3 separate regions of the Mus musculus genome follow, and regions 1 and 2 are each linked to region 3. Evidence: chromatin loops called from intact Hi-C (ENCODE). Cell type or tissue: left cerebral cortex. All regions are shown on one strand. Each heading gives the region's core, and the rest is flanking DNA. Links, peaks and the distances in the headings are about the cores only.

The links. Peaks named below come from ENCODE experiments on the same cell type or tissue, not always from the same donor. Only the 100,000 strongest peaks of a DNase experiment are listed, where the experiment ranks them.
Region 1: a loop joins it to region 3, with 3 times the contacts of the local background. A loop is called at or near these places in 11 of 42 quality-filtered maps.
Region 2: it touches region 3 in a loop (4-fold over the local background); 35 of 42 quality-filtered maps call a loop at or near these places.

Annotation. Positions count from the first base shown.
Region 1 is chr13:48,729,118-48,735,626 of GRCm38, reverse strand. Gm36784 (a long non-coding RNA gene) reads right to left here. Exons shown (of 3, transcript XR_382338.2): 2 at 2,143-2,354; 3 at 1,543-1,747. Among named protein-coding and RNA genes, the nearest start is that of Gm36784, 24 kb to the right of the region's middle. In left cerebral cortex, for the core only: CTCF peaks have their summits at 2,866 (motif pointing right) and 3,884; a DNase peak (open chromatin) is centred at 3,346.
Region 2 is chr13:48,652,618-48,659,126 of GRCm38, reverse strand. Gm36606 (a long non-coding RNA gene) reads left to right here. Exons shown (of 4, transcript XR_382336.3): 2 at 3,954-4,095; 3 at 4,968-5,168; 4 at 6,157-6,405. Among named protein-coding and RNA genes, the nearest start is that of Gm36606, 6.9 kb to the left of the region's middle. In left cerebral cortex, for the core only: CTCF peaks have their summits at 3,298 (motif pointing left) and 5,148 (motif pointing left); DNase peaks (open chromatin) are centred at 3,307 and 5,123.
Region 3 is chr13:48,795,700-48,802,208 of GRCm38, reverse strand. It overlaps Phf2 (PHD finger protein 2), which reads left to right. Exons shown (of 22, transcript NM_011078.3): 22 at 1-459. Among named protein-coding and RNA genes, the nearest start is that of Phf2, 72 kb to the left of the region's middle. In left cerebral cortex, for the core only: a CTCF peak has its summit at 1,179 (motif pointing right); DNase peaks (open chromatin) are centred at 1,182, 3,576 and 3,847.

The DNA.
Region 1 (6,509 bases), core at 752-5,751, 66 kb after region 3:
AGAAAGAGAGAGGTCTCACACTTCTCTGGCTTCTGCACAGGTCTCTTCTTCTGAGCCCCAGCTTCCGCATCTGTAGCTGGGGTTCAGTGTCTTCCTGTTTGCAGAGTAGCTGGACGAGGCACCCTACCTCCCCCAGGTCTTGATGACATGTCCCCAAGGAATCTGCTGCCCCCCCCCACACACACACACACTTCACTGTGTGACCAGCAGACGTGAGGGAGGCGAAGCAAGATCGTTTTTCAAACAAAACGGTATCAGATGTGTGATTTGGTTTAAATACATATACCTATACATATTCCTGGCAACAGCTTGAGCTGTGCTCAACCCAGGTGGGGGAGGAGGTGGAAGGGAGGCCATTGCAGTGGCTTAAAACACCCCAGATAAGTGTTCGGTGATTAAGTGCCACCATTAGCTCTAATGGGCAATAATTGACGATGAGAAACAATTTTCTAGAGCACCACGGGCCTGGTGCCCCACACCCTGGCCCCAGCGGGGACAGCAGAGGGCTGATTAACTCCTGGGCTGGAGGAAATGTCGGAGGCACAAAAAGTTTCCAGATTCGACCGTAATTGGAAGAAGTGATTTCACTTTCCACAGCAGGCTGATGAGGGGCCACCCACCTGCTGGTGAGGGTGGGGCTCGTGACTGCTTCCTGCTTAGCAGGGAATGGAGTGACACCCACTGCTGTGCAGGAAGCAATGGGGTGGGAGTGGGGAGTGGAGATGGAGCCATACTGCTCACAGGTCCTTCTCTCTCGGTTTTCTCCTGAAGACTCTGGAGAAGATGCCCCTCACGAGCTAGCATAGAGAGCTCTCCATCCTGTCAGGAGACGGCTGCATCCTCACACTTCACAGCAGTCAAGAGCACATGGCTCCACTGTCTTCCCCTCTGCTTCTAGAAATGGCTCCTGGTTGTTCCCAATGGTGAGGCTGAATGCCCGTTTACCAGAGCCACTCCCCTTTGCCCCAATCCAAAGCATAAATAGTCCCTTCCCATCTGCCTTCGTGGCCATCTGCCTGCCCAGCATCTCTGAAATGCATCTTCTTGTCTCACATTCTGGCCATCCCTTTCTTACATCTGTTCCCTGCATCACAAAGTGTATGACTTCACAGTCTTTCCTACCTGGGTAAGGACAGGTGGGCATGAACACTATCTTATGGCTGTCACTGCCGGTAGGTGGTCGCCTGCAAACTGGGAGTCATAGCGAACCATTCTGCTGTGCCTCCTGGCCCTGTGAGAGATGGCACTGTAAATGTGTGCTGAGGGCTGGAGCGATGACTCAGCAATGAGGACCATCGACTGCTCTTGCAGAGGGCTCGAGTTCAGTTCCAGCACCCATGTTCCAAGCTTACAACTATCTGTAAACTGCAGCTTGAGGGGATCTGATGCCCACTCTGACTTCTGCCAGTACCTGCACACACACACACACACACACACACACATCACATCACACCACATCACACACACCACACATTTTAAAATATAAAATGATTTTAGCCAAAAGGCAAAGCAATACACAATTATTAATTAATTAATTAATTAATTAATTAAATGCAGACGGGCTAGAGACATGCTTGGTTGGTAGACTGCTTGCTGTACAAACAAACATAAGGACCTGAGTTTGAAATTTTAGAACCCAGGTGAAAAGCCAGGCAAGTGGCCTACTCCTGTAGTCTCAGCCTGGAGAGGTGAAGGCTGGAGGATCCCTGGGGCTCGCCCACCAAGTTGGTCTCGATGAATCAGTGAGCTGCAGGTTAAAGGAGAAACCTTGTCTCAAAGAAGAAGGTGGCATCAATACAGAGAGAGGGCACCTGAAGTCAGCCTCTGACCTCCACATGCAAGCACACAACCCCCACCACACACATAGCACACCTAGACATAGATGTATACCGAATCTCTCTGCCTCCCCCCCCCCCCACACACACACAGAATACCTCTCAAGTTTGACTTGATCCAGTTGAGCAAGAATAGCTAGCTCCTCCCTTGACACTAGTGATCTAACAGGGACCCAGGCAAGAGCCAACGTACCCTGGATGGATGGGTGGATGGGTAAATGAGGGGGAAAGGTCTGGAAGCCATGTGGGGCCCCAGGAAGGGGTGACTACGTGGCATCCTCCATTGACTTGGGACTGAAACCCCTACCAGGCACAGAGCTGATCGGCCACTGCCTTGTTTCTTGCAGCATTTTAGGGGTGGTGGTAGTGGTGGTGGTGGCGGTCTTCCCTGTGAGAAAGGCCCAGGATGGGTAGAAGCCTTTGTGTCAGCTCGAGCTGTCCGGCTGTGCTGCAGAGGTCAGAACCTTAGCTCCCATCCTGTAGTTGTGGATGCTCCCAGATGTCTTCACTGCTGCCCAGCTGTGTGAGGAAAGGCAGGCGGATGAGCTTCCCTGGGCCACGGCGCCCTCAGTCAGGAGACTCACGGTGGGTGTTAATAAACTCGGAGGGCTAGGCATGAAGATGAGCCAGGCTGGCTGTGGAGCCGCTGCCAGGATCCCTGTGTCAGGTGAGGCTCCGGGCACTTTTAAGGCTCCCTGACCTGTAGGCTGCTATCCACGATTTCCCTTCATGCACAACCCAATGGTGTGACTATTGACTCTGTCACTTTCAAAGCACACAGAATGTAAGGGCGGAGAGCTCAAAGAGCGCCACGGGCCCCACAGCACCAAGCCTGTGCTCTCTGAGGCTTCTGTCTCTCAGCTATTTGGTTACACACTGCCACAGCAATGACCAATGGCCGTCATCACAAGCGCTACGACACATTCCTCCTCCTAGGGAACGCGACACGCGGTGCAAAGACCACAGAGGCCATGGAGCCAAGTCAGCTCCATCATCCACCCGCAGCAAATGGAGTGTGTTTTGCGTCGCCGCCAGGCGGCGCTACAGAACCCGGGCCCTGCAGGTGAGGCTGGTGACCTGGCCGCTAGCACCTGCGGGGGAGGGGTGCGGCGCGGCAGGGACCCGGCCCCTTTGGGGCCCGCTGGGGTTTTCAGCAGCTCGTCCGCGAACATTTGCATGTAATTTGGGAGCGGGTCACATGTGGGAGTCATCAGGCGGAGGAAAGGCTCAATCAGGACCTAATCACTGTCTGTTTGGAGGGGTCTGGGCCCAAGTGAAAAATGAAAACGGGCCTATTTTGTTTGAGTGACAGCCATCAGCAGCCACCTTTGACCTCCCCACTCGAGGTCTGCCCGAGCTTAAAAGCCAATCATCGGGGCAGGGACCAGAGGGGGCACACTCCTCCCTCACCCCATCCACCCCTTCGGAGTTTTTAGTATTCATTCATTCATTCCTTCAACACTCTAGCCTGGAGCAGACGTGTGGGGGTGTCTTGAGCTGTCACTTGCCAGCAAGGCCACCTGGCAGGCGATTGTCAATGTTCCCACCTGTAGAATGGACGCAAGAGATGTGCCTGAAACAGCTGGCATTGATGAGCTGGAAGCTCGGAACTCAGAAGGGACCGGGGCGGGGGGCGAAGGGGGAGGTGGCAGGGCTAACGCTAATTGCCCAGGGACAGGGGCAGAGTGAGGTGAGTCTTCCCTCGGGACTTGGACTCCAAGTCGCTACCCAGACTCGTGGGGACACCGCTCTGCCTCCATGGAAATAAATCCCTCTTTCTTGACACCCCCAGAAGTGGGGCCTGGGCCAGGGGATGAGAAAGGAGGTTGAGCTAGGAGGCTGAGATGACAGTAGGACCAGGTGGCCTCGCACTGTGAGACAACAGGGTTCATCCCAGCGCCTAGGCACCTCCTAAAGTTCATCATTAGGGAGGCATGGGACCCTGGGCCTCCAAGACGAACCGCGAGGTGGCCCCGCTGGGCGCGAGCTCCGGGAGCCAGCCACTGCGGGACGCACGTGCCCCCGGGGCTCCTGGAGGGTCCCCTGCTCCCCAGGAGGCGCAGCTGAGCAGCTCAGCCCGCGGACTGGGGCGGGGCGGTGCATTAGCGCCCGGCCCCAGCGTGTTTATCTGGATGTGGAGCGGGGCCTCCAGGAAACCGTCTGGCAGGCCGGCCCTCGGCAAATGGATTGCCAATTAATCAGCATGTATTTATGAGAGCGTTTAAACCATTATTAATGTAGTGTAAATACGGAACCGCTGGCGGCCCCGGCAGGGCGCACAGGGGCCATCTGCTAGGCGGCCGCATTCCAGAGCCGCCCCCGTCCCGGGATGGTCCCCGCTTCCCGGTTCCCACCTCCCAGCCTGCGGTGCTGCCTCTCCTCGAAGCCCCCCCCCCCCCCCCCCCCCGAGAATTCCAAGGAAGATGAGCTTCAAGGAGCAACCTGCATCCGCCTGATCCCGCAGCCACGCAGAGAGGGCGGGTGATAACCTGGCTGGGTGTGTTCCTGTCTTGGGGACGCCGAACAGGTGTCGCCTGGACCCTGTCCTTTGGTCACACGTTAGCTCTATCCTTGGCCACCTGACTTCCTGCTCTATGCTGGGCTCAGTACAGGAACAGAAGGCTTTGGGTTCAGTACTGGGGACTCAGAGCTGTCCCCTCCCATCGTGCCAGGTTCCTTTCTGCTTTTCAAAAGTACAGGCCCACCTCAGCACACGTTGGGCCACCTTCCTCTTGGGTGCTTGCTGACTGGAGGTCACCAGCTCTCACCAGAGTTGGTCACATCCTTTCTTGGGGTCCCTTTGGAGTACTTTATTGTTTGCACCCATTTTACAAATGAGGCACAGTGACCCAGTGGCAGTCACTCTGGGGGTGTGTGGGGGGGGGGCTGGGTGTTGCTGCCCTCTTTAATATCCTTCTGACACTTCTCGAAAGCTCAGGACCATGCTACTTAGTAATTCGGTTTCAGGATCCATCCCCAGTTGGAACCACAAGTAGACGGGGGCTTCAAAGAAAAAGGTGGAAGCCATCTGTCTGCACATAGATAAAAAAGAAAAAGTTTGATTATTAAGTTAGCAACGAAGGGGAGAGATGACTCTTTTTCTAATTGCTCTTCCAGAGGACCAGAGTTCAGTTCCTAGCAGCCATGTCTCTGCCTCAAAAAACCTGAAACTCCAAGGGATAGGTTGCCCTCTTCCAGCCTTCTTGGGCGCTGGCAGGCACATGGCATGTGCCATGGAAAAAAGATAATCTTGTTTTTTAGAGAAAGCAGCAAGGGGTGAAGAGATGGCTGTCCCAAGCCAGGTAGAGAGCAGCTGACAAAAGTTCCCTTCTCGGGTCACTGCTCCTGCCACGACGATGCTAAGAGTTACCCTTTCTGTATTCGTTTCTTTACTTTTCAGCCCATGATGGCAGAAGATGTTTTCACCATCAATGTCTCTGGGAGGGGCCATTCAGTGTTGTTGACTGGCTAGCTGACTGTTAGGGAAATGTAGATTAAATGACTTCTTGGGTGCTGTTTTCCTATTTTCTCCCTTGCCTGCCCCCCTCGCCCCCAATCACTTGCATAGTTCATTTCAATCTTGCCTATGTCATAAGCCTGTCCCCACCTGCCACAGTGGGAACAGCAGACCTGCAAGGCAGGGACCAGTCCATGGTCACACCAGTGCTGGACTGCCGGGGACACTAGGCCTGTTCCCTGGCATTCAGGGAGAGGAGAAAACAAAGCTGTGGCATGTGCCCCTATTTCCTGGCCCGCCCCCGCCCCCCATTAGCCCAGCGAGGCTTGTTTATATTACGGCAGGAATAATTCCAGCCCTAATCAGAGGCCCTACGAGCTTTCAGCATTCTTTACCCAAGGACACTCTCCGATCCTATAATTTCCATCTCCCTAGACGCCCCTGATTGAAAGCAAACATTTTTATATTTGGAAAGGAAAAGGGCTGTGTGCTATTCATAGCCTAGTCGGGCTGTCCAGAGCTGGGCCCTGGGGGGCAGCAGACCAGGGCTCAGCTTTAAGGGTGGATGTTGGAAGACACAAGGTTCCCCCACCCCACCCCTGCCTGTGAGGATCCTACCGGGGCAGAGGGAACCCTTGCTCCTGAGTGACCACAGGGTTCTTAGTGTGCTGGGCAGCTGGGAGGCACTGAGTGTGGGTTATAGTAGGATCTCTGTCCTCCCTCCCCCCCTTCCTTGCCCAGGTGTGGTTGTTGAGGCCTGTAAGATGTCACCTGTGCTAATGGATCCCTGGAAACCTGCTTTGACACTGAGTCCAGAGTTTGCTGGTCAGGGACACTGACTGTCCCCTTGGATTCCCTTTTGTCCCGGAACCTGTTTCAGCCCTTTCTGATTTTCTCACCTGTCACTCCACAACTAGTCTGGATCCCTCATGAGTCCCAGGCTCGTCCTCTCCTCCTCTCCTCCTTTCCTCCTCCTCCCCTTCTCCCCTCCTCCTTCTCTCCTCCCCCTTTCGGTCCCTTTATTGGTGTATGTCAAAAGGAAGAGGACCCACATAAAAGGAAAAGGAAAGGGCTTTGTCCACAGCTGCTTGGACACTTTGGCGACAAGCCTTCGCAGAGAACGTTGTGGCTGAAACACTTGGCAGAATGAAGCTGCATAGCTCATGGCAGCCAGAAAGTCATAGAGAGGCGAAGACCCAGGGTACCAGCTCCCACTT
Region 2 (6,509 bases), core at 762-5,761, 140 kb after region 3:
GAGCCGGTCTCTGTAACTGTTTCATTATGGGTAGTTCGATATCCTTGTGGACTTTCGTTTTGAGTCTTTCCTGACTCTTCCCGGAGCTTGGAAGTCGAAATGCATTTTGCGTGACAGTGCCTTTGCAGATACGATCTTTGAGATTGGTTCCTTTGTGTCCTTGGGGGTTGTTGTTTAACAATGTGTGATTTCCTTTGGAATTTTGAGTTAAGATATATCCATAGCGCTCTCCAAGGAACCGGTTGTTGATGGTCAAGGTTCCTGGCGATTCTTCGCTGGTGTTTCACACCCACCCCTGCCTTTAGCGGCTTCCGGTGCGACCCCAGACTAGAGGTGAGAACCAGGTCACTCCCAAGACAGTGGTCGCTGACTGCGGCTCCGGCTCCGTGGCTCGCGTGGTGATGTGGCTCCACTGGACAGCGAATGCAGAACCTGGGAGCCCGGGCCAACAGAGATTCTGAACTCCGCGCAGAGTGCAGGCTGGGGACTGCAAGATTCCTGTCCCTTTGGGTAAAGAGATGACCGTCGTGGTGACTGACAGTCTTGAGGCAACGCTTCCAAGCCCTTTGTGGGCAGGTGCCCCGCCACCCGCTCTGGCCGCCTGGCTCGCACCCGGGATTCTGCCAAAGTCCTGGTTAAATTTAAAAACCGCAGACTGGCCTTGCAGAAAAGTTTTTGCTGCAGAAAAGAAGAGGCACCAGAGTGGTGGCAGCTGGAAGATAGTAAGAAATGTCGGGATGGAAGACGACCCTCTTTTTACTCTCTTCCTTTTGTTTTTTTTTTTTTTCAATTTCCCATTCACCCATTTCTCCCTCTTCTTATCTCCCCAACTCTAGCACAGGATCCCTTGCGCCTTTCTGTCGTCCCCCCCCCCCCCGCCCGCCCGGGATCGCTAAATCATAGTTCCCCCATTATTTCTAACAGCTAAGGTAGAGGCAGTCACAAAGGCCTGTGGCACCCGTTGCAGACACCCTGATCTTTAATGCTTCTAGTAAGGAATTAAATCTACAGAGCCCTTGGAGGGGTTTCTGGCTTGTTTATGGGGTAGGGTCTCATTCTAGCCTGAGCACCATGAGGAGTCAGCGGTGGTGAGACAGACCGGAATCTATCTAGACGCTATCCCACGAGCTCTTTAGCTGCACTGCATTCGTGGGAGGAGTCCCTGGTCCTCCCTGACAGCGCTCCAAATACAAGGCTTGTCAGGAAACTCAAACGGGTGAGAGCAGCAGAGCTGGGCAGCTTTGCGAGGCTCTTTCCTTCCACTCCCTCAGGAGGACATTGTCAGCTCTGGTGATGCTTTTGCCTCAGAAGGGATTTGGGTCCTCCCAGGGGCATGGAGAAGATACAGCCACCATATTCTTCAGATGTAAGTCCCCAAGACCAGCCTCCTACCATGAATCCAGGCTACCTTGCTCCTGTCTGTTTTCTGAACTGGCATGTAGTGAGGGTATCGGCTACTGCCACCTCTGCATGTTCTGTGCTTTTCCGCCCTCTCTCCTCACATGGTATTTTTCTGTGTTCGAGTTTTGTGTAGCTCTGGGTGGCCTCAAATTCACTATGGCGCCAGGAATGGTCTTAAAGGCCAGGCTTAACTGATCACATGTCACAAATACCCACAGGTGACCTCACTGAGCACCCAGGACCTCCCTCCCCCCAAATGTTCTCCCCAAATGATGAACAAACAACACAAGCAAGCAAACAAACAAAAACCCAAAGAGACAGGTGTTTGTTTGTTTGTTTGTTTATAAATAGTCTCATTGTAGCCCAGGTTGGCCTCAAATTTGAATTTGCTGTTACTGAGATGGGTTCTAGGCTCCTGATCCTCAGGCCTCTGACTCCAACTAGGACTGGGGTATGAGGGCATGAGGGATGGGGTGGGGTGTGTCTCTCTTGAAGATGTTTCTGCCCACTCTTAACAGCCTCCACCAGGGACCAAACGCCTTTTACTTTTACTGTAAGAATATAGACAAGTACAAACCTCATGCTTTTTCGGTCATGTGTTGACTGTTTCAGGTCACGTGGCTCTGCTCCAGTCCAACTTCATCTGTGTGCCCTGAAATTTAACTTTGACACAATCTTCACATCATGAAACAGTATTCCCATCTTGATTTTTTTCCCACCACTGAAAAGTGTGAGCTCAATTTCCAGCATGACTACCTTATGAAATCAGGCGGGGAATGGCCGTTCACCAATTTTTTGGGCTATAATCCATCTTCAGACTGCAACTCTCTGTCTCTGTCTCTCTGTCTCTGTCTCTCTCTGTCTGTCTCTGTCTCTCTCTGTCTGTCTCTGTCTCTGTCTCTGTCTCTCTCTCTCTGGGTTACTGTAGCTTTAAAATGTGTTTAGTTGTCCCCTCACCACTGAGAGAAGCACCTGTTTGTTTGGTGGCACCCTGAGTGTCACAAGAGCCATCTCCTCAGCCTGTCTCTGTTTTTTTTCCCCCCAGCAATTTAAAATGTTCCTACATTTTCATCAGTTTAAAATGGGAATACCAATACCATACCCAAACCCTTAACTGAATAAAATGCAGCTCTCTCTCTCTCTCTCTCTCTCTCTCTCTCTCTCTGTCTCATTCTCTTTCCTTTTTTAAGTTTCCTGAGATGGGGGTGGGGGTGGGTCTCCCTATGTAGACCAGGCTGGCTTTGAACTTGAGGAACTCACCCGCCTGTGCCTCCCTCCTGATATCTCTTTTTATTTATTTTTTCCTTTCCATCCCACTCTGTTTGTGTCTTATATAGCACAGGCAATTCTGTACTATGTAGCCAAGGCTAGTCTTAAACTCCTGATCCTCTTCCTCCAGCTCCCAAGTCCTGGGATTACAGGTCAGTCCAGCTACACAGTCATCTCCTCAGTCAGTCTCACACAAGTCTTTGGAGCCGAGTCATTTACCCTGCACACTCCTTGTGATGGGGTGCCCGGGTACCCATCCCCTTCAGTGGCAGACCTTACAGTCCTCTGAGAGCCCAGTGACTTGGAGCATCAGTGTCAGGGAAGGCCACCCCAGGGGAGAGAGTTCCCACCCTGGCTACATCCTTTCCCATCTCCCTCAGTTCCATCTAAATCCTCTCCAGCTGCTGATACATGGATGGACAGGAGGCTGTGGCCCGGACTTGCTGGGGTTTCCCAAGCCCTGAGCCTTTGCAGCTGCCAAGTGACAAATTCTGCAAGGACTAGGCAAAGGGGAAGAATATGGCAGAAGAGTGGCTTTTATAGTTGTGAGGCCAGTTGAGACTTTTTCCAGGAAATTTCGCTCAAAAGCGGGCTCGTTGCTCCACCCCCTCATCTTCCAGGATTCTTCTGCCCTCTGCTGGTCACATTATGTCTAAACTAGACTCACTGGGGACATCTCTGGAAAGGGAAAATCAGACCGCTTGAGGCCAGCATGTGGAAACAAACAGAGCAGGGGTTGCCGGGAGCCAGGAGTGGGAAAACGGTGTGTGTGTGTGTGTGTGTGTGTGTGGTGTGTGCGTGTGTTTGTGGATGGTGTACACATCTGATACACGTTGAGGCTAGGGGCAATATTGTGTGTCTTTGTCTACTTAACTGAATCTTATTTTGTGACAGGGTCTCTTATTGAACCTGGGGGCTCCCCTGTTTGCAAGACCACTTGTACAGTGATCCCCACATGTCCCATCTCTTTCCCCCCAGCACTGGGGCTATAGGTGTGCACCTCCATTCCTAACTTTTTAATATGGATTCTGGGGATCTGAACTGATCCTGTAAAGTTAGTTACAGATAGTTGTGAAACAACATGTGGAGTGGGGTGTCAGGGACCAACCCTGGGTCTTCTGGAAGGGCAGCAAGGGCCCTTAACCTCCTCAGCCATTGCTGCAGCAACCTAAGTCAAACTTTTTTTTTTTAAAGAAAGAAAATCTAGTATCTTCTTTCCCTGGTCATGTACTGCCTCACTGGCGCTTCCGATGGAAAGAAAATGACATTTTATCTGCTCTCAGGGAACACAGTCCAGCTGCTGAGGTGGACCTAGGAGCTTGCAAGGATGACCCAAGGCTATGGGCATGGCAAGGCAGGAGACAGCTTTCTACAGAGGTGGCATGGTGTAACATGAAGTCCAAGTTACTTCCAGAAGCACCTGAGGTAGCATGGCTTTTTCAACAAGGTATCTATCCTCCAAGGCCCTGAATCCTTCCCTGTTCCCGTGATGTCTCATCTAGTCTTATATCTTCTACTCCAGGAAGCTGCCCTCACCCCCCAATATTTAACCCAGGCTGACCTCCCACTTGTGATCCTTCCACCTCAGCATCTCAAGTACTGGAATTATAGGTGTGCGCCACCACATCTAGCTGAGATGGACATTTTTACCTTTAATTTGCCAGCAAGGAGACTACCAGAAGGCATAGAGGAGTGGTGGCCCATTTGCTTGAGTTAGCAGGGCTGGCTTTGGAACCAGCAGTCCCTTGAGGATACTTCAGTGCTACCTTCTGACTCCACACCCACTCTTCCTTCACCCCACCCCCCCACCCCCCAGCTACTGAGGCTCAGCCTCGAAGCCCCAGCTGACCAGAGGTCTCTACTGCTCTACTCCACACTCCATGCTTCACTTCTGGATCTGAACCCAGCACCATGGGCCTTACCTCATGCTGAGTGGAGATGGGCTGCATCAGCCCTTCCATTTCCTGAGTTCCAGGACCTGACCATTGGACAGGGAGGGCTTGCAAGGGCCCAGGAAGCAGCTTGTATACAGCAGGCTAGTTATCCTAAGATGCCATGGCTCAAGATACCCAGAGTACTGGCCTCTCTAGTGGGCAAGTCACCACCCACCCCACCCCTTTTTTCTTTTTGAATCTACCCTGTCCCACCACATCTCTGTCTAGGGAATGAAGACTGCCACACTAGACTATGTGGCTTGTGCCTGACAGTCCTGATTATTCCCTTCTGTTTGCACAGGAATAAGTGGGGTTAGAAACGATATTACTTTAAGCTCTTTAACCTGTGTGTCCCTTTCCTAGAGGATAAGCAACGTGAGGGCCAGAAGAAGGAAACACATTCTATCTTTGCACTTCGGATTCAAAACTCACTCTACCTTGGAAAATCATTGGCTCCCTCGCTCTGCTATTTTTTGCTGCTGGTCCATGGAAGCTGGGAGATCCGTGTGGCAGGCTAACTCTAAGGTCGCCCCCTGGTGTCCGTTTCTTGCATAATCCACCAAGGTAAAGCACTGCCGCCGCGGTCCACACCGTGCTACCTTTATGGCAAATGTAATTTGTAATTAGCTAAGGAGCTAATTGACTTGGATTGATCTAATTGGGCGATGGCTTTAAGAAGCCTTTAGGGCCTTCCTGAGGTCCGAGATGTTCTTGGGGACTTGGAGTGGGGCTGGGGGAAGGCTAATGGCCAGAACCCTGCAGTAAGGAAGAGAGTCTGCCTCCTATCCAGGTGAGCTCAGAAGAAGACACTTCATTGGCTGAGCAGAGACCACAGCAGGGCAGACACTTGGCCCACAGCCTCTGAGATCCTGGGCAGGAAGCCTGTCTGCCAGGATGCCCAGCTGGGTCTCTGTCATCAACAACCAGGAACAAACTTTAGAGTCACCACATCAGTGAGCCTGCTTACCAAGGGGCCAAGACCTCTCTCTGTCTCTGAAACGTTTGCCACTGCTCAGGGAATCCCTTTTGCCAGGCTGATAGGTGTGGGCAGGAACTGTGTGGCATTGACAGGGTACCATCTTACTATGATTAAAAGTGACAACAAGCTAGATGTGGTGATCCAATATTCTGGAGAATGAGGCAGGAGGATTGCAAGGAATTCAAAGTCAGCCTGGGGGGAAAAACAGGAAAATCAAAGCAAATGAAACAAACAAACATAGAAATTACTACTCAGAGGGGGACATTGTCCAGAGGGGGGAAGTGTTTCTAACCTAGGCAGGTCCTGAGCTGGATCAGCAGTGACACCCAATCAAGTAGCAGAGCTTACCAGCAAGGGAGTTATAGACCAAGGTGGGCCAGCAGCAGCTGCCAATCAGATCTGTTGGTTCCTCCTGCTCCCATAGTTTTTAACTTGCTGGGCCGGGCTCTGGGAGGCAGGATGAGCGTGCATAGAATTTGGTCCTGAGACAGCTGCTTGGCCCCTGGCCTGGCATCTGTTGTGTCAGCCTTGCCTCTGACACAGCTCCACCTTCACCCTCTTCTTCCCTAGCAGGCTTCAGTGACACATCTCAGCCTCTCTTACTGGATACTCTCAGAGGCCCCAAGAAGACGTGAAGGGAAGTCTGGAGAATAAAGGCACCACCCAGGTGGAGCTAGCTTCAACTTTACTGTAGCCAATCCCTACTTCTTCTGAAGATGTTAGCTGAGAGCCATTGGAAAATTCCACTGGACCCCTCCTGGAAGAGACAGCCCAGAGAGCATGTAGGCCAGAAGGGAGAGGCTGAGTAAGCCCTTCCTACCTCATTCCCTAAAGACCAATCAGTTTAAAGGGTGCACTATTCTGCCAATCATATTGTACCTAGTTGCTGATGCTCTATTCCACCCCTGGAAACCATATAAAAACTC
Region 3 (6,509 bases), core at 871-5,870:
CTTTTTATATTTGTACATTTCTTATGAGGTTTGTTTCTACACCCGTTACCCGGATGTGTTGTCCACGAGGAGATGCAGCTTGGCGGAGGCCTTATCCACTCCCACTTGACCTGTTTGGAGGGACGCCATCCCCAGGGCCCGGGGCTGGGAGAGGGGCATCGTGCAGGCCCCAGGCTTACTCAGAACTGGTGTTTTTAAAAGTTTTCCTTGACCCTGTCCTTGTGAACATTTCTATAATCTTAACCCGGGCATCAAGCTGTTCTCTCTCTCTCTCTCTCTCTCTTTCTCTTTTTAATTTTATTATTATTTTGGCGACATGTACATTTCTAACAAAGTTTATCGTGGCTATTAAAGTGTTCTATTTCCCAGTTCATATTACTCTTGTATCGAGTCCATGAGGTCTAAGGCAACTTAGACCAAAGTTTTAAAAAAGTAAAAATATTTCAGGTTTTGTACAGAGCCATGTGTCTGTCGTGCTTGCCGCCCCTTCCATCCTCCTGTCACCCGTGGGGCACGTGACAGTGGGGCCAGCTGACTCCAGCAGGCTCTGGCCAGGTGCATCCTTGGGTAGGGGGCATTTCTTAGCCCCCATTGATGTCTGTAGCAAGCCGACAGAAGCCGCCCTGCCTGAGACAACTCACTAGAGTGACAGGCGTCCACTATGGAGATGGTGGGACAATGCCGTAGGCAAGGCTGAAGATGTATCAGCCCTGTCTGGGGAAGAAGCTGATGACACCCTATGGACAACTACAAGAAGTGTCCCTGCCCACTGGCCACAACCTGCTGAGCAGGTCCCTCTGCTCTCCCAGCCCCATAAGCACCCTGGTGTCACTCGCCCTGGAGGTGGGCGTGACCTTCCTGTTTCTAGATAAAGAGCTGGAGATGTGTGTGGCTGAGGTCATGCAGATACAAGGAGCCAGCAACGAGCCCTCTCTGCCAACCCCCTAAGCAAGCCTTGAAGCAAACCCCTAGGGATGGATATGAACTGGTTGGTGTGATTCCATGTGCCTATTGACATGTAACATCACATGGCCTTGGGTTGAGCCCCGTTAAGCCTTATGTTTTCTGGGGCCTGCTGGATACTCAGAAGAGACACTCCAACACATGCTGTGTGGCTGAGTCCCTTGTGAGGGTAGGGGGACCAGCTACACCTCTTCCATGAGGGCGGGTCCCAGTGTTGCCACTAGGTGGCGCCTTGGGCCCATGCTGAGCCGCAGGCTTCAGGCACCTGGGTGTGTATACCCCCTTCATGCCCTCAACCCTAATGAGCCACAAGATGATCTGATGTCCGTCCCCCCCCCACACACACACACACACACGAGATCGCTCTGGCTGTCCCCACCCCAGCCCTGAAGCATAAGCATCAACACCTAGCCCTGGTTACCTCCATGCCATGGCATCCCAGGTCTGACATCTGGGGTCTCTCACTACCAGCTGGTTGGCAGGTTTGGAGCCCAGGTTTCCTACCGCAGAGATGGTCATTCCATCCCTTTTTCAAGGTGGTTGTGAGAGCTGTCAAGGAGCTGAGGATCCTGGGCCTGGGGAGAGCTTCCCAAGGACACTCAATATTTCTCAAGGGCTAGCTCTGATCCGTGGTACCTTCCGGTTAACTTGTGCCACGTGGAGAGGTTTTGCTGTGTGCCAGGCAGCCTGCATGTATGTGGACAAAGAGCTCAGAGCAGCACTGACTGGCCATAGTTGCTTCTTTCTGCACCCGCACTAGCTTTTGTGAGCCTTCAGGAAGAGCCCCACCCGGTGCAGCCCAGTCGGAGTTGATGCTTTCCCAGTCAGCCAGACCTCCCTAAGGCTGCTCAGACAGACTTGTAGGTCAAAACAAAAAGAAGGGCCACTGTTACCTTTGAGCAGGCCCCTGGGAGCCGGCATGGCGGGTTTCAGAGTCGGCCCAAGTCAGCAGAGGGATCGTTGGTGAACCAAAGGGAAGGGGGCTCTTCCACCCTGTTCCTGGCACGTTCCCATCTTCTCTATGCATGACAGGGAACTCAGTAGGATGGTGACTCGGTCTCTTTGTGTGTCCCCCTGGTCCCAAAGCCAGTGAGAACCTACAGTTGGCAGAAAAGGATCTAATTGGGAGTCCATGGGGGGGCAGTGCTCAGAATGGACACCAGGAGGTAGGAACAGGCCAGTGACCAGAGGTTACCTCTCCCGTAGGGCAGGAAGGAGACAAAATTATAATATAGCACGTGCTGGGGAGGAGACGAGAAAAATCACATTGATTCAGTCAGTAACTGCCTTTAAGCATATGTGACAATATCCTCTCTTACACATATGACGTTACTTACACACATGATGCATCACCTTCTAGAAAAGGTCTTACAAGAGTGTAACGCTGATGGGGAAACCGAGGCACAGTCCCAGCTACTAGTGAAACCTAATCCCTGCCATGACTTGGAACCTGATCTTTTGAGAGATACTCTCCTGCAGATGGCAGCCAGGATGGCAGCTCTCACGTTTTTCCTGAGGCCTGGGCCCCTGTAAGGGTCTCAGCCGTCACCACTCCCTCCCCTCTGGGTCCCTTTCTGTCCCCAGACTAACCTGGGTCTGCATCTACCCTAGACTGCTCTGCCCTAAACAAGGGTTCCACCTTGCAGATGGTGACAACTCAGGCAGGGCAGGACTGGGCTGCCTGGTCACTAAAGGCTGGGCTCTCCTCTACATTGAGTCAGGAAACCGGACGCTGTTGCAGTAGAAGAGTTGAGAGGTCCACTGTTGAGTGCTGCTATAGCTCTCTGGGAAGGTGCTGCAGGAGCTTGAAGTCATAGGGCATCAGGACTGAAGTCCACAGCTTTCCTAAGTGGCCCTGTAGCCAGTGTGGTCACATTTACCAGCTGTGTTCCAGGCAGGGCCTCTACATTTCCTTGTGATTTATTTTACTTCAGCTGGGTACATGTTAGCCTGTCTGGGCAAGAAGGCTTTCAGAGCAGCTAACTTGAGTACACAGAGCACTAAGACCCTGAAGGGAGACTCCTGGGCAGAGGGGACAGACTGTGCAAAGGCCTTGGGGCAGGATCAAGTTTGTTGAGAACCTAGGAGGCAGGGATGATGGGAAGAGATTGGGGGCTGCCCTCATCTTCTCTCCTAGCTGTGTAGGCTCAGCTCTGTCATCTGCAGAATGGAGAGACCGGCCCTGACTTACCCTAGAGGTACTTTAGGCTAACTCCTCCGGGCCAGGCCCCTGTAGGAAGTCATCTTTTCTCCTACACACCTGCCAGTGAACCTGGTTTCTTGTATAACCTTAGGCAGGGCCATTATTTTTCTGCTCTGGCCTTCCCTTGCATCACTTTCTTGATGACAGGGCATCTCCACTTGGAGGAGGAAGAAAGCAGTGTTCTCTCCCCTGCATTCAGGCCTGCCCAAGAGATCTGCTTGCTGTTCCAGGCAACCTTGGAGCCCTGTGGCTGGAGCCTCCTGACTAAGGCTTCATTAAACACAAAGGGTCCCCGTGGCCGTTTTATAATCTAGACTTTGTTACCTTTTGCAACTTTGTTACCTTTTTTAAGCCAAGACTAGCGTGGCCACAGGTTCTATGGAGAGGTAGGAGGTGCTGTGCAATGCTGCCCACTGTAGAAGAGGGAAGGCAGCCTCAGGAGAGCCGACCAGGCTGTCTGCAGCCTGACAGATGGTGTTCTTGCTCTTGAGCCGCCTACTGTTCAGTCCAAGTCCAGCTGGCCTCCTCCTCCTCCTCCTCCTCCTCCTCCTCCTCCTCCTCCTCCTCCTCCTCCAAACACCCCCAGGGATGCCACCTCGGCAGAAAAATGATGCAGTTCCATTAACATCTGACACGGATTTGCTGGCCCCAAACAGACGAGTGCGGTGTAAACACCGGGCGCTGGGCCCTCGCCTGGCCTCTGCATGATCCCAGTAATTAATTGTCCGCTGTTGGCCGGGCCACACAAGGCCCCATGATGCAGTCTGAGTAGTTTCCAAATCAGGGCCCTGCCTCTGTGCATGGTGTTTACCAAACAGCAGATGTCCTGGGGTGGCAGGAGGGAGCAGAAAGGGGGGTGCATCCCATTTCTGGTACCAATGTCAAGGTAGGATTCTTTGCCTTCCCCAACCCAGTGGCCATGGGCCTTAGTTTCCCCTCTGTAAAATGGGGCAGTAGTTCCATTCTCCCAACATGGCTGAGCTTGAGCAAGTGCAGTGGGGTCCTAGTGTTAGCCACCCTCACTCCAACCACTTTCTGGGGCTAACCTTGAATAGGAGAGAACACACTGGGTGTCACACTGGAGGCAGGAGGCACTTCCACTCACATTGGTTGCTTTAAAAAGCACACAGGCCTTCTAGATATGGTTCCAGGACTGTGGGTTTTTTTGTTTTTGTTTTTTTTTTTTTTTTTTTTTTTGTTTTTTGTTTTTTTTTTGGGGGGGGGGGCGCAACAGAGGCACATTTCTTTCTGTGCATTTTTCAATAACCATAGACCAATACTGTCTCTTTTATGTGTCACAGGGAACACTTTGAGATAGAGTCCCCTATAACCCAGGGTGTCCTCAAACTCCCTATGTCTCTGAGGATGACCGATCCTCCTGTATCCATCTCACGAATGCTGGGTTTACAGGCATGCACCTCCACACTGGTTTTCTGTGGTACTGGGGTTTGAACCCGGGGTGCTGCACATGATAGGCCAGCCCCCTCCCAACTGAGCCACATGCACATCCGGGAACTCTCATGCAAACAGTCGGAGTCCCCTGGCAGTGGGATGGGCTCCAGGGTGCAGCTGGTCCCGCCTGAGAGAGGTCAGTGTCTCCTTCCTCCTTTGGCAGTTGAGACCAGCACGCTTTTTCCCCCCTAGGGCCCTTCAGGATCTGCAAGCTCTGACCACTCAGGAGGAGCTCCCATGGGCTGTGACCTGGGGGATAACCACATTCTCCTCGGGCGCCACGAGGATTACATTGATGAACTACCTCGGCTCCGTGCCAGCTCCTGGAGGGGCCGGACAGGGTCGCCTGGGTCCTTATCACTGGTCAGAAAGCTATCCGTTTCCCCTTTGAGTTGATGAGGCAGAACTTGCTTTCTTGCTGTAAGGCCCCTGACTCAGCCTGCGACACAATGCAGTTCGTGACTGAGTGCTGGTGTGCGTCACCTACCTCCATGTGTCAGCCCTGTATCATGGAGGACCTGGATTCCCCGTGGGTGGCTTGTTCCTGCCATGGAATGTTATCACTGCCTGGGTTAGGGGTGTCTAGGGTAGAGCCCAGCCGGGGCAGATGGGTCGCTCTTGCTTACAGGGAGCAGCTAGGGCTGGGGGAACATGCAGGTGGCAAAACTGGGTTATTCTCTGGTAGTTTGACTTTGGAATTGTTTATTTTTCCTAAACTCTGTATCATTTCCTTGTTTCATGGCTTTGTGTGATGACAGGACCTATCAAACCCATTGCCCTTTCCTTGGGTTAACAGACTGCAGATCTGTGAGACAGTTCTGCCCAGACCCTGATGGTTCAGACGGGAGGATCCCTCCCTGTGCACCATACCCCCCAGCAAGGGTCTGGCCGGCCTGTGTCTCAGTGTCTTGTCACCTCATGTTCATTCTGAAACACCATCTCTTCCGGTCCCCTTCCAGCTCAATCTGTCAATAGGATCTTGACATTGTGCATGGCCCCCACCCCCCACCACTTTCTCAAGTCCCACAGCCAAGTAGGGAGTAGTATCCATCAGGTGGTCAAACAAGCCTCCCCATGGCCCAATTAGCCCCAGAAGACAGTCTGCAGACCCTGGATCCAATGGCTGGGGCCATAGTGGGAGTCTGGGCTACTAGTTTATGGAGATGTGAGTCATCAGAATAAGGCAGTGTGGGTTTTAGAAGAGGAATTACCTGAGTGGGTCTTACAAAGAGAGATGGCCTGACACAGGAGGAGGTTCCAAGCAAGACACCACGGTATACAGAAGTGAGGAGATGGAGCGGCAGGGTCAGGTATGTCAGCCAACATGAGTAACACCGGGGTCCCGGAGGGCTAGGTTGTGCTTGAGCCAGGCCAGCCAGATTGAGACAGATAGCATCCGGGTGGCCCTGCTGGGGTCTGAGGTTATCACTATTTCCTCCTGTGAGGGCTGGGTGATTCATGGTCTTTGGGCACTGGACAGGTGGTTGGGGGCCTGGCTGGGAGGCAGATCAAGCTATTTGCACCTTTGGTGGGCAGACCAGGGCGTCCCAGAAGCCCAGAAGGCAGAGGCCAGTCTGGAATCACCAGAGCACCTTTGCACACAGGTAGTCTCTCGTCTCCTGTCACTGGAAAAGTCAGGCCAAGGTGTCACTCAAAGCTGCCTGGATATTCTGCCTCACTCTGAACTTGGCTGGACTCGGTGAGACGGAAGCCACCTTTCTGGGCAGCCCAAGGTGGGACGGGTAAACTAGTATCACAGGGAGCTCTGATTCTGTCAGCTTCTGTCCCTAGTTCCTATTCCTTCATTCACACAAGGGCCACCAGAGACACGAGTCTATCCATTGTCCATCCTGTCTAAAAGGAGCCATGCCTGGGGTCTGTGAGAAAGTCC